Linked DNA regions of Homo sapiens: regions 1 and 2 are each linked to region 3. Evidence: chromatin contacts called from ENCODE Hi-C or POLR2A ChIA-PET data. All regions are on one chromosome and are shown on one strand. Each heading gives the region's core, a stretch centred on a gene start or an enhancer-like site at or near the end of the contact. The rest is flanking DNA. Distances are from core to core; before and after follow the strand shown. Region 1 overlaps BNC2 (basonuclin zinc finger protein 2). Region 2 has its middle 130 kb from the start of CNTLN. Region 3 holds the start of BNC2 (basonuclin zinc finger protein 2).

Region 1 (3,874 bases), core at 1,179-3,678, 240 kb before region 3:
GAAAACCGAAAACCACCTTCACGTGGACTTGCCAAACTACCCGATTATACCAAACTTTTCATGGCTTAAACAAAGTTATATAAATGTTCACTATGGCAACAACACCAGATGTATGCACAAGGAAATATCTGCAATTTTAAAGGGGGAAACAAGAAAAACTGCTCACACAACATAAAAGTTAATTTTACATTAGTATCATTAATATTATACTCACACTGTAACAGCCAAATAAACCTTGTGCTTTAAAAACAGATCAGGTCACTTGAGTCGTCTGCTGCATTCCGCTAAGAAAGCAAAACCTACCATGCATGGCAAGTGTTGACACTCTTCCTCAATGACTTTTATTGTCTCTGGTCAACCTGTAGATCTTCTTTTTCCAAGCATGGAATCAGAATACCTCACTTGTAGAAAGTTACATCAGTGGTATTAAAAGCATATTGAAAACTTTAAAAAGTTGATCCAAATGGAAGTCATGTTTTTAAAAAAAATCAAAGTTATTTCTCTAGTTTATCGGAGCATTTAAGGTTTTTTTAATCCAACAAGTATTTATTTAAAGAATGATCTTTATGTGGCTGAAATGAGAATGCACACATGATAGTTTTTCAAGGCCAGCAAGCACTTCCTAACCAAATCCCCCACTTCCTTTGCTAGCTAAACATAACTACTTCAACTGTGTACATCCTTTAAAAAGTTAGAAGAGAGCACCTCGCATGTAATAGCAGGCAGCTGGGAAGCCAATTGGTGCAGTCGGAGTGCACATTTTAGAAAGCAGCTTTTTAACATTCAATAACTAAGTGGTAATTGGACACAGAAACATAAACTGTCAAACTGAATCAAAACCCCTTTGCTTTTCAGAGAATTATTTGTAAGATTATACTAGAATTAAATTTGAACATGCATCTACCCTATGCATTAGTCAAATTATGAAACAAAAAAAATGCTGTGCTTTCTTTGGATAAAATTAATGTCAGCTTTGCGTCCTTAAACCAGACCCGATCGGGAAATGAAATATGTTTAGTCCTGAAATAGTTGTGGTAATTCAATCCCTGCACTCTCCTTATTTTCTTGATGACAAAGAAAAACTCCCAACTGGCAGGGCCACCTGCACTGATTACTCCTCCATCCACACCCACAGAATATGAAAATGAGCCAATGATCATTAACCTTAATTTCTTCTAACATAAACCTCAGCTCTTTTTCAGTCTTGCTACTCAGGGAACTCCCCTGAGATAAAGGAAAAGAGAACGGGGGAAATAAGGAAACAGGGAGTGAATGCTCAGAGCAAAAGGCGGGGGGCGGTCCAAGTGAAAAGCGGAATCCACTGGCGTTTTAAAAACTGCACAGCCGGCTTATTAAACTTCATACAGAAAAGAGGTTACAAAGATAAAGAGATTCTGAGGCATCACTAACTCTCTAGATAGTGGGATACTTTCCTTTCTGAGCAAACAATGAGAAAGGCTGCTTCCTCTCCACCCTCCCTATCCCCGACCCTGGGCATCGCACTCCTCTACCTAGACATCACTATAAAAAGACAGCCAACAATAAAGATGGGTCTGGACAGTAGGAATGCATGTGTGGCGGTATGATCTCTAGTATGAGGACCAAAGGACCTCTACAACCAAAAGAGATTTCCAAGGTAAGCACTTGCAATTACAGTGGAGAATGTCTAGCACCTTCTGGTCATTCACATTCAAATACAGCCAACTGGAATCATTTTTGGTCCAAGCTGTGTGGAGCTAGATACCATTAGCATTACATCATCTTCTAATGGATGAGGAGCTAGTTGGGGCCCTTAAAAGAAACACAACTTGGAGGGGAGCAGGAAACCTTCAGAAATGCCAGTCTCTTTAGCACAGACATGTGTACTGAAAATTGTCTTGTAATGTTTGCCTACAGACCTTGGTATATCTAAAGAGGACTCCTCAAAGATAAGACCACAAAAGTGAGGAACAATTCAACAAGGCAACCACACATGACCCTGTGTAAAGCATTCCTGAAGCTGAAGGGAAAACAAACTTCAAAAATCATGACATTGCTGAATGAAAGCAGAAAGTCTTTAAAATGCGAGTTTTTCATTAAAAATATTAAATGCAAAGGCGATAAATGCTTAAAGAATATAATAAAAGTCGAAGTGTTTTTTCCTGCAAGTACATTTGCAAGATGCATGGTGCCCACCCAGTGCAGGCAGACAGAGCAAAACTTTCATCTCTCAGTTATCCCCTCATTATTTCAACCACAAATCAAGTAGCAGTCATGAGGAGGGTGAGACAGAAAGGCAGAGAAAATAAACAACAACAAAGACAGAGACCTGGTTGCAATTTAGTATTGGATTCAGAAGCCCAATTTAAACTAAAACCTGGCTCTGGGGTGCTGGCCCTCATCTCCTTCTTGCCTAGCCTACGAAACGTAAAAGGCAAACACACACACACACACACACACCCTGTATTCTCTTTTCTTTCTCCTTTTTTTCCTTCCGTAATCAGGCTCTCAAATGTCAACGGTCCCCTCTGGAAGGAAGCGAGAACAGGGTATTGAAGTATGCAGTGCCATGAGTCATCTTACTAGATGCTCTAGCAACTGCCTGTGACCCAGCAGTGAGCCAAGATAGCAGGGCTTTTAATAAAGCAGCACGTTTGCACACTCACAGCCCTGTTAATTTAATACCTGCCGCTTGTTTACCAAACAGCACGGGCATGTCTCCGTGTCGGTAACTTCCCAGTGACAGTGAGGCGACTGAATCAGGGCATGGAACAGATGCACCTTTTTACGCTCTGTTACACTGTGTCACAGACTACAGCCCCTGAGCGCATTCCTTTATTTATCCTGCAGCCAGTTGAGCTAATTGTCAGAGACAGACCTGGTTCTAATTCTGCAGAGTCCAGCAACTGCTGGAGTGTATGTAGTGAGGCATGAACGGTGCAGAACTTTAGAAGGGAACAGTTGAAAAACAGAGTCTGAGGGTAGAGGCATAATCTGCCAATATTTTACTTAGACTTTGAAAATACCACCTGTCTCAATAGCAGGCTATGGGAGTGGGGACAAAAGTAAAACAACTCCAGTGTCAGAATGAAGCAGAAGCAAGCAAATGTCAAAGCATATTCCTATGTAAGGAGAACACAACACAGCAGCAATGGCATTCATTTTCCAAAGAATATGGTTCGGCCTGTGCAGTTGTAAAATATTCACAAGCTCAAAAACCTGGTGATAACAGGCCAATATTCAATGCGGCTCACACCAGCAGTTCTGCACAATACCAGGATTGAGCATTACAGAGATACTGTGATGCAAGCCCATTAATGACACCAAAATTACTTAAAAGACTAGTCTCTCAATCCTCCAGCCATACAATTTGAGTCTGCTTGATCATGTGTAGACAAAGAAACTCCCATTTATTGTTCTCCTCACACCCTGTGGTATTAGAAGTGTTTCTTATGAGCTGTAATACCATACTCATATTTTATCAGTAGCAAGAGTTCACTCCAGTTAAAGTTCTTCACCCGTCATGGGCATTTTTCAGCAAATTAATGTCTTTTACTTGCATGACTTCCCTTCATATTATAATTTGGGGTTTAAACGGATCATAATACTTTGCAGAAAGTAAAAAGAGAAAAAGAGCTCAGTGTTGATAATTTTTACCACTTATGACTGAATGACCTCAACTGAGGAATAAAAAATTAAGTCATTTGTCTTATGAGGTACAAAGGACATTTTACGGTGTACAATTTAGCTAATAACGGGTTCAGGCCAATCCTTAAGAAGTCACATGTTTCCATTGTCCCTTCACCCCCTGCTTGTGTTTTTACCACATCCTAACAAAAACATGACCAGAACTGGTGAAAAACATACGGTTCCAACTAATGAATCACATACTTTC
Region 2 (3,728 bases), core at 258-2,757, 130 kb after region 3:
GGATGTAGTCTTACATTCTGTTTTCATTTTCTATTTGACAAAATGTTGTGGTTGCTCTTTTTTTCAGTGGCTGTTATTTTATGTGTTGTTCCTGCCTCTCTATTGATTTTAGAGAAATGGTCTTTTAGACAGCTAAGTAAATATAAAGAAATATTTGTATAGTAAAATACTATAGTATAATAGGATGTGAAGACACTCTGCCTGTAAGAAATACTTATGAGTTGCCTCACTAGTAGCCAAGATGTGATTCACAGAGCTGGCTGAGCAGGCATGAGAGCTGTGGAAGCTGGTTAAAGAGAAAAACCTGGTACTCCGGCACATTTCAAGTCATGTTCTGTAAATTTCAGCTATATGGTGAGTCTCCACAGAAAGCCTATATGCAAATTTCCTTATAGTCATTTATACTGTAACTTAGGAGTAAAGTTGATATAAATCAAGCATAAGTTATTTTTGTAGTAATTAGAATTTAAAATTTTTAAAATTCAGCTTCTCCTTTTATGTTGATTTAGTAATAAAACCAAAACTCAGTGATTAACACACAACTTTAATAAATCTCGTGTGTAGTCATCCTTTCAAATTCAGAGACATACCAAGATGCGTGAACTTTGGATTTGGGCATATCTATACCCCCAAAGTAGCTGAACTACAGATTTTCAAACCGTCTTTTGGAAAGAGTTGACAGTAAGCTAGAGATTTTGTTGGCTAAATTTTGTCACAAAGTCATTTTCTAAACCTCTGAGTTTATAACTGCCAGAAACAAAGAGTAATAAGAAAAGTGCTGATGACAGAATAATTTACAAGAGGGGTATATGGGGGCTTTTTAAACTACAACACTGAACTGGGAATTAGGAATCCTGGGTATCTCATCCGTCCTGCCACTAATTCTCTTTGTAACCTTGGGTGAGTCACTTGACCTTTGTTGTGGCTTGACTGCCCATTGGTGCACTCAGAGAGAGAGAGAGAGAGGCCTTAAAATAACGAGATGGAAGGTGCTACGAAGGTGCAGAGTATCACAGCCTTTCCACGACTCTCTGATTTTACTTTTCATGAAAATTATTAACATTTGGCAAAGAGTCATTACTCGACAATTTATTATCCTGTTCAAATCCAGGTAGGTTAAAAGTTTAAACTTTTTTATACCAAAAGTCAAGTCTCTTTTGCTTTATAGAAACCCCAGATACCACATGGTAAAAAAAAAAAAAAAATCAAAAAAGCTTATGAAGTTCATTTGAAAAGCCTCTTTTCTGGCACATAGGCTCTGCATTATAATGAAATATTCCATTGAAACGTCTGCTCTTGGCACCATGAACGGAGAAAAGTCTTGTGTTTGTATACTCTGTGAAGTTGAACAACAATTTCCAACATATGTTAGGAGAGGCTGCCCTCTTTGGAGATGGGAAAATGGATAGCCCCAGAGGGAAAAGAAAACCGAGCGCTGAAAAGTTTTTGTTAATCTTTTACTGGTGAAACAGAGCTGGGAGCAGAGCAGCCTGTTGGCTGCAGAGAAGGCTGGAGCCAAAAGGCCCGGCCCACAGGAAATGAACGCTGTCCTCCTCAGCGAGGCTACTTAAGCGGAGAGAAAACATTTACAGTACTTGTAATTACGATGGTTTTCGGCACCTAAATTGTCATAAATCACATTTATAAAAGCCATCTTCGCACCAGTCAAATTTTGAAAGCTGCAAAATATATTCAGCTGGTGGGTAGTTTGAAACGGTGGTACATATGTTTGGAATAAATACATGTTATAATTATGGTTTTTAATACTGGGAGCTTTCTTATGAGGATTTATACTCACATACTGATGATAATGGAGTACATTGTGAACATAATAAAGTGGTGATGGGTGGTATTTGTTCCAGCATTTCTGCAAAATACTACTTCCAACTCTGAGGGGTATGTTCCTATGTAAATCCCCATACATCAAGATAAAAATATACTTCTCAGTGTATTTCCTGGAGCAAACTACCTAGAGAGAAAATACCTGCATTTTCACAACCAATTCATGGATCTTAAAACATAATTATGTCTTATTGCATTGTTGATCCCAGAGCAGTATTTGAATTAAAAAGGAGTGCCAATAGAATTGGTAGAAAGTAAAAGAGCTCTATTTTATAGCCAAGAGCATGGTGGAGCGAAATCTAGTTTTAATAAAAGACTAGTATCATAATAAGCAGATGAATCTAACTGGTAATTAGAGTTTTTATTACATATGTATTACCTAACACCAAAGCCTATTCTACCAAGCAGAAAACGAAGGGGAGAGATGGGTAATGAATTATATAGTCTGGTAGGGCCAAGGAGAAATCTGAATTAACTCTTTACACAGTTCTGATACATTGGACAACTGTACTTTGGACTGGGGACCTGGTCTGAGATATCTTTCTCTATAGTAATCTTTCATTCAATCATTTACTCATTTGACAAATACTTGCTAAGCACCCCTTGTATGCCAGACACTAGCCTAGACGCTGAGGGCAGAAACGAGTAAGTCAAGTTTCTGCCTTAAAAGTTTCTGCCTTTGAGAGAAATAGAGTCATAAATAAATACAACAGAACAGATGATGTGCACAGATAGAGATATAAATAGTAATTTTTGTCTGGGCATGCATTTTCACTGTAAACTCTATAATAGAGGACATATATTATGGGTTTCTTGTTCCTGGCACTGGTCAGAGATCATAGCAGTCTAGGCAAGGAACTTGTTTAAAACTGAGCTTGGTAAGCAGATTCAGGGTGATATCCTACAGCTCTTGGTCTTACTTCATTTCCATAAGCATTTTAAAAGTGTGGGTCTCTGCTTATTGCGAAGGTATGTATTCCATAGGATCCCTTTTCTGTTTTGACAGTTTCTGTCTTAGTCCAGAAAATGTGATTAGACTGATGAGTTTACAGCCTACTGTGGGAATGCAGGGCCTTATCATAGGTAAAATAGGCAGTAATTGGGTACAATAGCAGAGTTTTGCTCCCTCTCTAAGTACATGTCTGTTTCTACCCTCATACCGCTACCATGTCAGAAAATTCTGTTGTAGAGGTTTCATTCCATTAGCTTAAATTTTCATTTTTGCTTTGTTGTAATTCACCTCCTAGTGTGATTGAACAACAGATTCTTTCTTTAGAACAAATTATAGAAATGAGATTAAGAAGAATATAGGAAGGAAGAAGGGGTTATGTTCAATGGGGAGCCTGCAAAAGTACATCAACTGGACTTCATAAGGGAGGCAGGAGATTATACTGAAGAAGCTATATGACCTAGCTAGCTGCCGATGGCTAGGGAAGATCTTCGGGATTGGATTTTGAAGGCGTTTGATCAAGGGAGTCAATATGTATGTATGAATTCATTGACTTCAGGACACAGGATTTAACATGATGGCGTGAACCCCAGGGAGTAAGACAAATTCACTGCAACCATGGCTCCTAAAAGTGTGGAGAAAGTGATGGTTAATGCTGAGTGGAAAGGAAATGCCTAAATTGTGCCAAAAGATGATACAGGAAGGAATAAAGAGCCTGGAGAAACTAGTCATGCTAGAATGGATATATTTTGCCAGGTCAAAAGACTTCCTGGAGGATTATACTCAACAAGAGGACCCAGAGGACACACCACTTACCAAGGTCATTAGGAATGAGCTGGTGAGGCAACCAGCATCACTAAATGTTTAGTGGTGACAAATCTCAGTGGGAGAATTGGAATTCAGGACCCTGGGATTCTGGAACAAGGCCATGCCATTT
Region 3 (3,867 bases), core at 1,322-3,821:
TTTGAAAAGACGACACAGCATTGACTCGTGACATGGCAAGATGAAACGAGAGGTCTGGGCCGGTCTTGGAGCTGTGCAGATAAAAGTAATCAAATGACACTCCTGGAATGCAAATTGGCATTCTTGACTGCAGCAATTGCACAACCATGAAACATCCCTGACAGCAAGCAAGATTAGGACAAAATGTTATGTAAAGCACTGAACTCAAGAACTCTCACTTGAAAATTCAAACTGTAACACTTACATTTTAATATAGCAATAGTCAGCTCTGCTTTTGTCTGCTTCTTTTTGTAATCACATATCTCTATCTGACAGATATCTTACATCTCAAATAGAAGAAAAAATCAGGTAGTAGGAATGTACTGCTATTAACATTTTCCTAATATTAATTGTAAAATATAATGCACAGTTTATTCTTATTCAAAGTCTTACATGCAAACACCACCCAACTTAATATTCTCAAGAGGAAAAAAAGTTTCAGACCTTTCTCAAAAGATACTCAAAACAAAGTTCAGGTTCAAGCTCGTTATTACTTCCCTCAGGTAAAGATACTCCTGTACTTTGGTAAAGTGATTAGCAATCTGGACTTTTAATACAGCGCACTCTGGGAACTAAGAACTTCATTAAGACTGAACAGTTTACATGAAACGGCTACAAATATAAAACACAGATACTCTCTAAAGGCTCACAAGGGATTGTGTGTGTGTGTGTGTTTGTCCAAAAAGTAAATGTTCTGTTAACTTGTACAAGGTCTCACTACTAGGGTACATCTTCAGATCAGACACACTAAGTAACGTGCCAGAAATAAATTCCTCCCATTTAAAGCATGTATGCGTGTGGACAGTAACACGTGAAATTGCAGAATACAAAGCAGTGGAAGGCAGACAGGCTTAGCCACAGTTCAAAGTCATTAGGATATAGGAATACATGTGTAGACAAATAGTTAACATAGGCTAGGGTAAAGGGAAGAAAAATAATACCTGCCACCGGCTTTTACAGTGTTCTTGTGTAAAACGCCCGTTAGAAGAAAAACTCTCAAGCTCTAAACAGATATATTTAATATTGTTGTGATGTCTCACTTAAACACGGCTTTCAACAATTCCAAGTGTCCACGAAGTATATAAAAATAAAACAGGCCACTTTTTGCCACTTTAATCCTGGGTACACAGGATTATTTTATGATGTCTTTTGTACGTCAGTTTTACAACAGCTTGACTCTAGGGTAAATGGGAACCATCATAAATCGCACGCTGCTTTCAAAACCACTTTAATTTCTGTCAGCGTTACTGTAACCACAGTCCTGGGCTCTTGCTTTTGTGTGTGTGTGTGTGTGTACGCGCCCCTGCATTTGACAGTCCCATCTCCTACACTCCAGTTGTGACTTTGATCACTGAAACAAGAGATGTCACATTAGGGAGCAGGGAAGAGGAAAAAATGCCAACCCGCTATCTCACCTGTATTCTCATATGTTCCCTCTATATACGGAATACACCATGTCAGATCCCCAAGTGGGGGTAACAATAGCGACGCTGGGAGGAAGCAAACTAAAAAGAAGGGAGTGGTCAAGCCCCATTTCTAACAAATCACTTCCCCGAAAGCGGACAGAGCGGCTCATCACCAGGCGAACTAATTGCACGCTTCCTCGCTGCAAAGAAGTCGCTTCTCGTAGAGGGGCTGTGCTGGAGTCTCGCTTGGCAAAGCCAGCCCATCTCCTCCACCACTTGCACTTGGAACTTTTTTTCAACCTTAAACTCACTTCACAGGAGATTTCACCTAGGGTTTTTCAGCATATATAATTTTTTATTCTGCTCCCTCCCCAGGCCCCAAATCCCACCCTCCAGTCAACGTGCAAGTAAAACAAATCGGCTCCTATAGAATTGCACTTCGAAAAGAGCCGTCTCTGCAAGGTTGATTTTCCTGCCCTGCGTTCTGCACCTTCTCCGTAAAGCCTGCGGGAGCATTTCCTCCCATCTCCATTTACCACGGGAAGATTCCGAATGTGAAGACAAGGGGAGAGGAAGAGTCAACGTGCCGGGCCCGGGCGGCTGCGCCCCAGCGCACCCGGCACCCACGCCCAGCCGCCGGTCCCTCACTCGGCGGCAAGTTGTAAAAGTTCCCGTAGGTCCCAGCCGCCTTCCTCTCTTCCCCGAGCTCCTGCCAGCGCTCCATTCATCCCCCACTCCCCTCCACCTCGTCCCCCCAGCCCGTCCCCAACGCCCTGGAGCCTCCCCTAGCCAGCCGCTCACCTTCGCGCGGAAGCCGCGAGCGGGGCCGACCTTGAGAAGCCCCCTCTCACGTGCACCCTCCCACCTAGAGCTCGCCTCAGAAACTTGGGGCCAAGTTTAGGGGAGGCCACTGGGAGCGCAGCGGGGATCAGGTCGGACCGGGGTTCTGGTCCCCGGCCCGCCCTCCTCAGCGCCCCTTGCCCCTCACGCCGCGGGCCGGAGGGCGGACACGGCCCCCGGGCGGCCCCGGTGGCGCTCGGGCGCGGGGGTCATTTCTGAGGAAGTCTAGAATAAAAGAGGAAGGAGGGTGGAAACTTCTTACCATCTCGGCATGCTGGTTGTCAAGTGCAGCCCCCGCCTCTTGGTCTCCTCTTAGCGGCCGCGCCTGGACCAGCCCCTCGGCCGCCGCTGGCTCCCTCCGTCTCGGCCTTTCTCTCCCTCCCCCTCCGAGTTCCTCCGGGCCTCCGCTCTCGCCGCCTCCGCCTCCCCGCCCGCCCGCGCGCGCCCTCGCCGCGGCCCCTCTGCGCTCAGGTGACTGATTTACACTCGCGCCGGGGTCGCGCTCGCGCCCCGAGTCCCAGCCGGCACGGTTCCCCGGCTCCTCCTCGGGACAAAAAAAAAAAAAAAGGGAACGGCTTGTCCCGGGAGGGGGCTGCCCTGCTCGCGGGAGGCGGGGGACCGGCGGGCGAGGTGACCTCGGCGGCCGTGCAAGCCCCACAAGTTTTTCCTCTCTCTGCAGAATTGTCGTGACTACAATGTTGCTTCCCTTTTGCAAAATAAAAGTCGGTCGTTGTGTTGTTTGTCCTCAGAGGTCCAGGGGCTTGGGGAAGGAGGATGTATGTTTCTCCCTCCCCCCACCGCCCCGTGACTTCTTTGGGGGCTTGTTTGTTGTTTGGGTTGTTCTTGCTCTCTCTTTCTGGGGATGGAAAAAACAACTTTGTGGGGATGGAAAAACAACCCTGGCGCCCCCCCCCCCCCCCGGGGAGCTGCGGGCGTGGAGGTAGAGGTGGCCGCTAGCGCCCAGCTGTCACACACACACAAAAAAAAATTGCGGGGCGGGGGTGGGGAGCGGAGCAAGGAGAGGAGGCTGCGAAACGCCGAGGAAAGGGCGCGAACTTTATTCCGACTGCAGCAAACCGCGGCAGCTCTTTCCTTTTCGGGCACTCGGGCGTCTCTGTCCCCTTTGACCAGTTCCTCCTCCCCAGCCCCGCACGCCCCCTCCTCCCCTGCCCCTTCCCCAGCGTCCCAGCCGCGGCCGACCCGGCTCCCCGCGACCCTCTCAGCCCAGCTCCTCCGCGCGCCGCTGGGGAGAAGGCGAGTGAGGCGGAGGAAAACCCAGCGGACAGAAACCTGGGACGCGAACGTGCTGGGAGAAAAGGCCAAAAGTTGCGCGCAGCTGGGGGAAAAAAGTTTTTCTGGTGGCGGAGCGTTTTGTGCCGGCCCAGACGCCGGCTTGCGGCGAGGGCTTCCTTCCCTTTCCCGTGGTCTGGGCCGCGGGCCTCGGGCTGGAGAGGAAGGAGGCTGTCGCGCCCGCGGGGGAAAGAACAGTCACATCTGTGGGTGACACTCAGCCGACCCAAGTCACCCTGCCCTGGAGACTCAGAAACGCCGACTACAGCCTAAGCGCGCACACGCCTGCAGC

The links. A loop is a pair of places that touch in the nucleus more often than their neighbours do. ChIA-PET counts read pairs that join two places held with the same protein, here RNA polymerase II (POLR2A). Pooled maps may share reads with other maps.
Region 1: a map of PC-3 shows a loop between it and region 3 (3-fold over the local background). The contact joins the enhancer-like site here to the promoter of BNC2 in region 3. A Hi-C loop is called at or near these places in 3 of 168 maps with a recorded cell type or tissue (PC-3, chondrocyte and gastrocnemius medialis) and 9 of 50 pooled maps. POLR2A ChIA-PET finds 5 or more read pairs at or near these places in 2 of 52 experiments (AG04450 and HEK293).
Region 2: a map of posterior vena cava shows a loop between it and region 3 (2.8-fold over the local background). The contact joins the enhancer-like site here to the promoter of BNC2 in region 3. A Hi-C loop is called at or near these places in 5 of 168 maps with a recorded cell type or tissue (IMR-90, esophagus squamous epithelium, gastrocnemius medialis and 2 more) and 6 of 50 pooled maps. POLR2A ChIA-PET finds 5 or more read pairs at or near these places in 2 of 52 experiments (AG04450 and endothelial cell of umbilical vein).

What each region holds. Positions count from the first base shown.
Region 1 is chr9:16,624,262-16,628,135 of GRCh38, forward strand. The region is part of intron 3 of BNC2 (basonuclin zinc finger protein 2); the gene reads right to left. Among named protein-coding and RNA genes, the nearest start is that of BNC2-AS1, 100 kb to the right of the region's middle. RefSeq lists an enhancer at 2,703-3,236. Within about 2 kb of position 2,429, at least 12 of the 41 ENCODE cell types and tissues checked have a DNase peak (open chromatin) inside an H3K27ac peak, as active enhancers do; they include PC-3 and gastrocnemius medialis, where a contact is called at or near this core.
Region 2 is chr9:17,003,809-17,007,536 of GRCh38, forward strand. No RefSeq gene overlaps it. Among named protein-coding and RNA genes, the nearest start is that of CNTLN, 130 kb to the right of the region's middle. Within about 2 kb of position 1,508, at least 7 of the 41 ENCODE cell types and tissues checked have a DNase peak (open chromatin) inside an H3K27ac peak, as active enhancers do.
Region 3 is chr9:16,868,099-16,871,965 of GRCh38, forward strand. BNC2 (basonuclin zinc finger protein 2) reads right to left here and starts at 2,572. Exons shown (of 7, transcript NM_017637.6): 1 at 2,548-2,572. The coding sequence starts at 2,550. RefSeq lists an enhancer at 1-535.